2 separate regions of the Homo sapiens genome follow, and region 1 is linked to region 2. A link is a loop called in an ENCODE intact Hi-C map of the cell type or tissue named here. Cell type or tissue: heart right ventricle. All regions are shown on one strand. Each heading gives the region's core, and the rest is flanking DNA. Links, peaks and the distances in the headings are about the cores only.

Region 1 (2,907 bases), core at 102-2,601, 120 kb after region 2:
CTGGGAAGAGCGTGTCCAGGGTGCTGACTGCTTATCTCAAGACAAAGAGTGGGAAGTGACGAAGCGGAAGCACCCCACGCTCTGAAGAGGGACGCAGGGGCTCCATCCCTACCTCTGATCGCTTCTCTGGGAGGTGATGCACCCCCACAGGCCTTGCCCCCAGGGCTCGGGAATTTCCTGGAAGCCTGAGGCATCATGAGAAAAAGCATCTTCTCATGGCCTTCCTTCGGGCAGAAGGAGTTGAGTGAATGTCTTTTAATTAGCATTTTTATCATTTTTCTGTATTTTATAAAATCCAGTGTGTGGTGGGGGAGCGGGAGCAGGGTGAGGCTTCAGAGAGGAGAGGCCAGGGTTTCACAGGGTTTGATACCCAGGAGAGAAATGCTTTCTGGACAAATCCAGCCTCAAGGCCAAACAAGCCTTTGGAAAACAATTTTTAAAAAATATTATGTATCCTGTGTTTTAACGACAAAAGTAACACATGAAAAGGTTCTCTTAACAATTGGAACAATCCTGATGAAGTGAAGGTCCCCTGCCCCACACTCCCCATCCCGTCCCCTCTGAAGGTTGACCATCCTACTCCATTTGGCTAACATCCTTCCAGAACTTTCTCAAAGCCTTGATAGCCATACCTGGACCTACTGAAATAGGAAATCTTGCTTTGCCTCTGTTTTTTAATAAGTACATGCTGTACACGTTCTCTTACAACTTCTTTTTCTCTTAACAAGTCTTAGAAATCTAAGTTGGTTCACACAGATCTTTTTTGTTTTTTTAAATATGACAAAGGACTATAGTATTAATGTGCCATACCTTATTTAATACTATTTAATACGGTATTAATAATAATTATTATTATTATAAATATAAGTATAAATAATAATATTTAATACGATTAATACTATTTAATACGGTGATTATTTAAAACAAAATGCTTCACTGATTTACAAAGAAAAGAAGCCTCTGCCCCTCCACCACACTTGCGTCTCTCACCTCAGTTTTCTCACCTGTGAAATGGGGGCATTTGCCTAAATGATCTCTATGGCCATTTGCACAGCCTGTGATTATAAACATTTTCCCTGCCCCATACAGATGCCCCTGTTGAAGTTCCCCCTGCTGTGTCTGGTTTCCTCTGGGACCCTGGCTTTCCCAAGTCTGTCTGTGAGTCAGCCGAGGACCCCTCCTCTCCTTGTCCTGCCCCCTCTGCCCTGACTTCCAAGCTCACTCCAGCAACTCTGACAAGCCTGTGACAGGAGAACACAGGCGCGCCCTCCGAGCTCCCGCAGCTGCCTTAAAATAGCAGCTTTGTCTCACTCCATGCTTTTCTGACGCAGCCACGCTTGGTCCTGTCTGGAACTGTCTGGAAACAGAGACAACGGGCCCATCACCGTCACCAACTCTCAGAACATGGAGGCCTCATACAAAGGACAAATCTTCTGCCCCAATGTCCTTTCTGATCAACGCCAAGGGGCGGGGGACTCAGGCAGAAGAGAGAGGCTGGAACAGGCCTGACTGCACGCTCCCACCTGCAGTAGGGGATGGCCAACGCTCTTGTCCTTCTGCCCTCCAAGAGGGTTGTCTAACCAAGGCACTGAGTTTAGGTTTGACTCAGCACAGCTCTGCTTCCCACGAGATAATAATATATTCTATGAGCCCATTTAGTGACACAAAAACCCCATGAGGTAGGTTCTGCTGTTGCCTCTACTTGGCAGATAAAAACACTGAAACAAGTACCCCAGGTAAACACAGCTATTCAGGGGCAGAGCCGGGCCCAGGCCCAGGCAGTCTGTACTCCAATTCACTATTCTATATGTTCTCCATAACCTTTTGGAGGGATGGAAAGGACTTTTCAAATTGAGAGTGGTGGTAATAAAAGGACTTACCTCAGAGGACCATGGGGTATGATGAAAGAGCCATTTATGGAGACTGGGTTCCAATTGCAAGCTTCTTCTCACCACAGGGCCTTTGCATATGCGGCTTCCTGTGCCTGGAACATCCTTCCCATCCTACTCACCCTTCTGCCTATCCTCCCTTTGCCTAACTTTTCCAAGGCTAACTTCCTTTTATCTTTTATGTGAGGCAGCAGCCAGAGTCACTCACTCACTCATTTCATTCATTCATTTGTTCATTCATTCACTCACTCACAAAGTATGTATTATGCACCTTCTATGTGCCTGGCATTGTGTTATTGACAAGATAGACACAGCTCCCGCCCTGGAGAGGCTTATGGACCACAGCTGATTGGAAAGTGCTCAGCCAAGAGACTGGCACATAGTAGGTCTTCAGTAAACAAATGCAGACTTGGAGTAGTTATGGCAATGCACAGTTGAGGACATGGAAGTGGGAGAACTCTGTTCCTGGGAGAGCACTCTTGTCACCTCCTCACACCCTGCTCCATGCTTCTGGGCACCGTCTTTCCAAGATGGTGAGAATGGAAACTGCCTTCCACTCCCCAAGCCATTTCACAGAAAAATTACTGCAAAACCTCCCAGATCATCAACAGGACCCAGGCTGCTCTGAGTCCTCCATGCTACAGTTGTCATAGCAGCCAACCGGGTTCTCACCCACCCCAGGATCCTATTCATTTTCTTGATTCCACCAAATTCCCTGAGGCCATTCTGTGACAAGCCCCATGCCAGGTCTCAGAGTTACAGAGGAAATTAGACACTGTCTTGAATCCAGAGACAACCCAGTAGGAAGGAGTCTCAAAGAAGATTGGTGGACTTGATCCCCCACACACATGCACACACACACGAGCATGCACACAGCACACACATGCACACACACACGAGCATTCACACGGCACACACATGCACACACGCACGAGCATGCACACGGCACACACATGCACACACGCATGAGCATGCACACAGCACACACATGCACACACACAAGCATGCACACAGCACA
Region 2 (2,907 bases), core at 182-2,681:
CACTCTTTGGAATCAGGTGAAGGATAAAGAAATACGGGACTTGCTCAGGATTTCACAACTATTTAGCATCAGGGTTAGGATTCAAGCCCAAGGCTGAAAGCAGAAGGCAAGGCCTATCGACTTTGCCAGGGTGCTGGGGCCTGAGTTTGCTCAAGTGGGTACTGACATGCCCTCTGGAAACAAGGCTTCTGGAGGGACCACGAAGATCAGGCCTGCCTCTTACTAAATGCTGGGCTTAGGTGGAGCCTGCTGTCACGTGGTACTTCAGAATGAACCAAAGGTTAACAAACAGCAGCCGAGGACCCCACATGCCCTGCCGATGGATTTAGCTTGGCCCATCAATATTTTAAAGAGTAACTAAGTCACCATCATTTGAAAATAATATTTCACCTTTTTTTAAAAAAGTCTGCATATCTGATCTTCTCATGAAAACTTGGGCAATCAGTCACACATGGCAATCTTTGGTACCCTCATTGACGGGCATACATCCTTGAGTTCTGTGCTGGTCCCTGGCTGGTGAGCCTCACTTACTTATGGCCTCTGTCTTCCCCTGTTGGCGTCTGAGGCTGAGCTCTGGTTGATGGCAGCACGGATGATGCTGGGGTCTGGACAACCTTCCATACCTTCTTGAAGGTCTTCTGCCATCCTGTGCAAACTCATTGGGTTCTCAGCTTCTTGGGCATCCTTGGTTTTCTCATTTGTAAATTGCAGTGCTCTCTGTGGGAGTTCAGTTCCTCATGGAGACTCCTGCCCATCCCACCCCGTTCACCTAAGCCTTTCTCACCCTTCAGACTTGAGCCATCTCCCCTGGAAGGGCCACTGGGACCACCAGGTGACCCTTGTTCACACTCGCCCTCGTATTGTGCTGTAATGATTTACCCCGTGGTCCTGCCACACAGCTGTAGATTTTGCACATGCTTGTCGAATGAACAAATGAGTGAGGGAGTGAATGGGTTGAAGCTGCCTGGGTTCCAATAGGCCCAAGTAGCCTGGCTCCGAACGCAGGGCTCAGAATCCTGTGCTCTCTCCCAACATCATGTTGGCAAAGAAAGCCCCAGCCTGGGCCCTGGTTACCCTGACTGCCTCTCCAATGCCAGGCTTTGCTGACCGAGCCACCATCAGCCCAGCCACCCTCCCCAAGCTGACGTTCCGGGAGAAAGATGTCATAGTGCTAGACGGTCACACAAGCAGCCCCGTGCACCGTCGACTCCCTTTGTTGAGAAGCAGCCCCGACAAGGAGCTTTTCTTTTCTCCTCTCCCCGCATCCTCTCCCCAGGCCTCCCCCCTCACCCAATCCTCTCTTTAATTGCTGTTGCAGCGAGCAGGAAGAATGTCGTAGATGTTGCATCTGTTTTTCTGGAAGACTGTGAAGGCGCATTAAAATATGTGCTCCGTGGGCGTCTGGTAGGCTGAGGCCTCTCTCATGGCTTAATAACGGGGGAAAGAGCTGAGGAAAGGAAGAAATGAAAGGGATAGTGAGACAGACAGAGAAGGCGACACTCAGAGAACAAGAGAGAAAGAACACAGAGAGACAGAGATGGAGAGAGAAGAGAGATGGAGTTAGAAACAGAGATGAGAGAGAGAAATTGTGAGTCTGTGGCCATTGCCACGTTCCTCTGATTTTCAGCATTTTTCTAACAGAGATTTACGAAGGTTTATCCTAAACATCTGCGGCGTGAGGCCGACGAGATACACACTTGGTTATTTTTGGGAGCAATGGAGAACCGCTCACGGAAACCCTGCCCGGCCAGGGGCCCCAAGGCTGCTGGGACAGGGCTTGCCTGCCCCCTCCCTGTCCCCTCCCTGACCCCTGTTTCTTTGTCTTCTCCAAGGCACTGGCAGGAGGCAGGGCTAGGCTCTTTCCAAAATCCATTTGTCCCGGAGTCGCCTGGGCTGGGAAAGTGCCCTCCATGTGGGCCGAGGGGGCCTGGAGGGACACTGGGCACATGCAAGGGGTCACCAGGATGAGGGGCGTCTAAGGAAGCCTAGAGGGAGAAGGGAGGAGGGGAGGGAAGTACAGGAGGGTGAGGCAACCGTTGCCACGTCAGCCCCGCCACTCTGGCAGGACAAGGAGGGGAAGATGTCTGCTGAACACAGACCTCCTGCTGCTATCCCACGGGGCGACAGTTATCAATGCTCCCATTTCACAGACGGAGAAATGGAGGCTCAGAGAGTGAAGGGACTTGCCCGAGGGAACACAACCAGGGGGCCTTGGGATAGGGTAGAGTGGGTATTTGACACTTGGCCTTAAGTGACCATGTCCTGGGTCCCTCTCCCGACAGTTCCTGTTTCTGTTGAGGGATCTCTGTGGTTTTGGGGATGCTGACTCCACTGGGGACCTGAGATGAGCCCAAGGTCCAGGCTGGACCCATTCTTCCTTTTTTGGCGACAGTAGCTGGGACAGCAGGCAGGAGGCAGAGCTCCAAAGATCACGATGCCTGGACAGAGGGCTTGGATTGCTTCTTATGGGGGCAAAGTTGTAACAGGAGGAGCTCAAGCAGGGACTGGAGGGGGTCACAGTGGGGTCAGGCTAGGGTCTGGGGAACAAAGGCAAGCATTCTGATGGTATCAACCAATCCAGCTACTCTTATGGTGTCCCAAGCCAAAGTGTGACTGATTAAAAATGAATAATCATCCTAGATTTAAAGGCCTGGTCCAATTGCACGTCCATTTTACACATGAGAAACTGGGAAATAATTGTATTCAGTGCAATATTCCCAGAATGATGTCTTAATGTAGTTCACTAAGAAGAGGAGGTTGGGGGTCTGAATGACTGCCTGCACAACATACCTGCACTTTCTCCCCTTCCTAGTTTTTATTCAGCAACCCATCTGCTCCCCCAAATTCCCTATATTCCATGGAAGGCTGAGCTTCCACCCAGCTCTGGGCTGGATCCTATTGCCTTCA

Evidence for each region. Hi-C counts contacts between places; a loop is a spot of excess contacts. Peaks named below come from ENCODE experiments on the same cell type or tissue, not always from the same donor. Only the 100,000 strongest peaks of a DNase experiment are listed, where the experiment ranks them.
Region 1: a loop joins it to region 2, with 2.6 times the contacts of the local background. A loop is called at or near these places in 3 of 110 quality-filtered maps.

The regions. Positions count from the first base shown.
Region 1 is chr5:172,485,078-172,487,984 of GRCh38, reverse strand. The region is part of intron 1 of LOC105377727 (a long non-coding RNA gene); the gene reads right to left. Among named protein-coding and RNA genes, the nearest start is that of SH3PXD2B, 32 kb to the right of the region's middle. In heart right ventricle, for the core only: no CTCF peak of the experiment used is centred there; a DNase peak (open chromatin) is centred at 1,304; H3K27ac peaks cover 1,697 bases.
Region 2 is chr5:172,601,974-172,604,880 of GRCh38, reverse strand. No RefSeq gene overlaps it. Among named protein-coding and RNA genes, the nearest start is that of NEURL1B, 38 kb to the left of the region's middle. RefSeq lists an enhancer at 1,796-2,374. In heart right ventricle, for the core only: no CTCF peak of the experiment used is centred there; a DNase peak (open chromatin) is centred at 1,205; H3K27ac peaks cover 2,500 bases.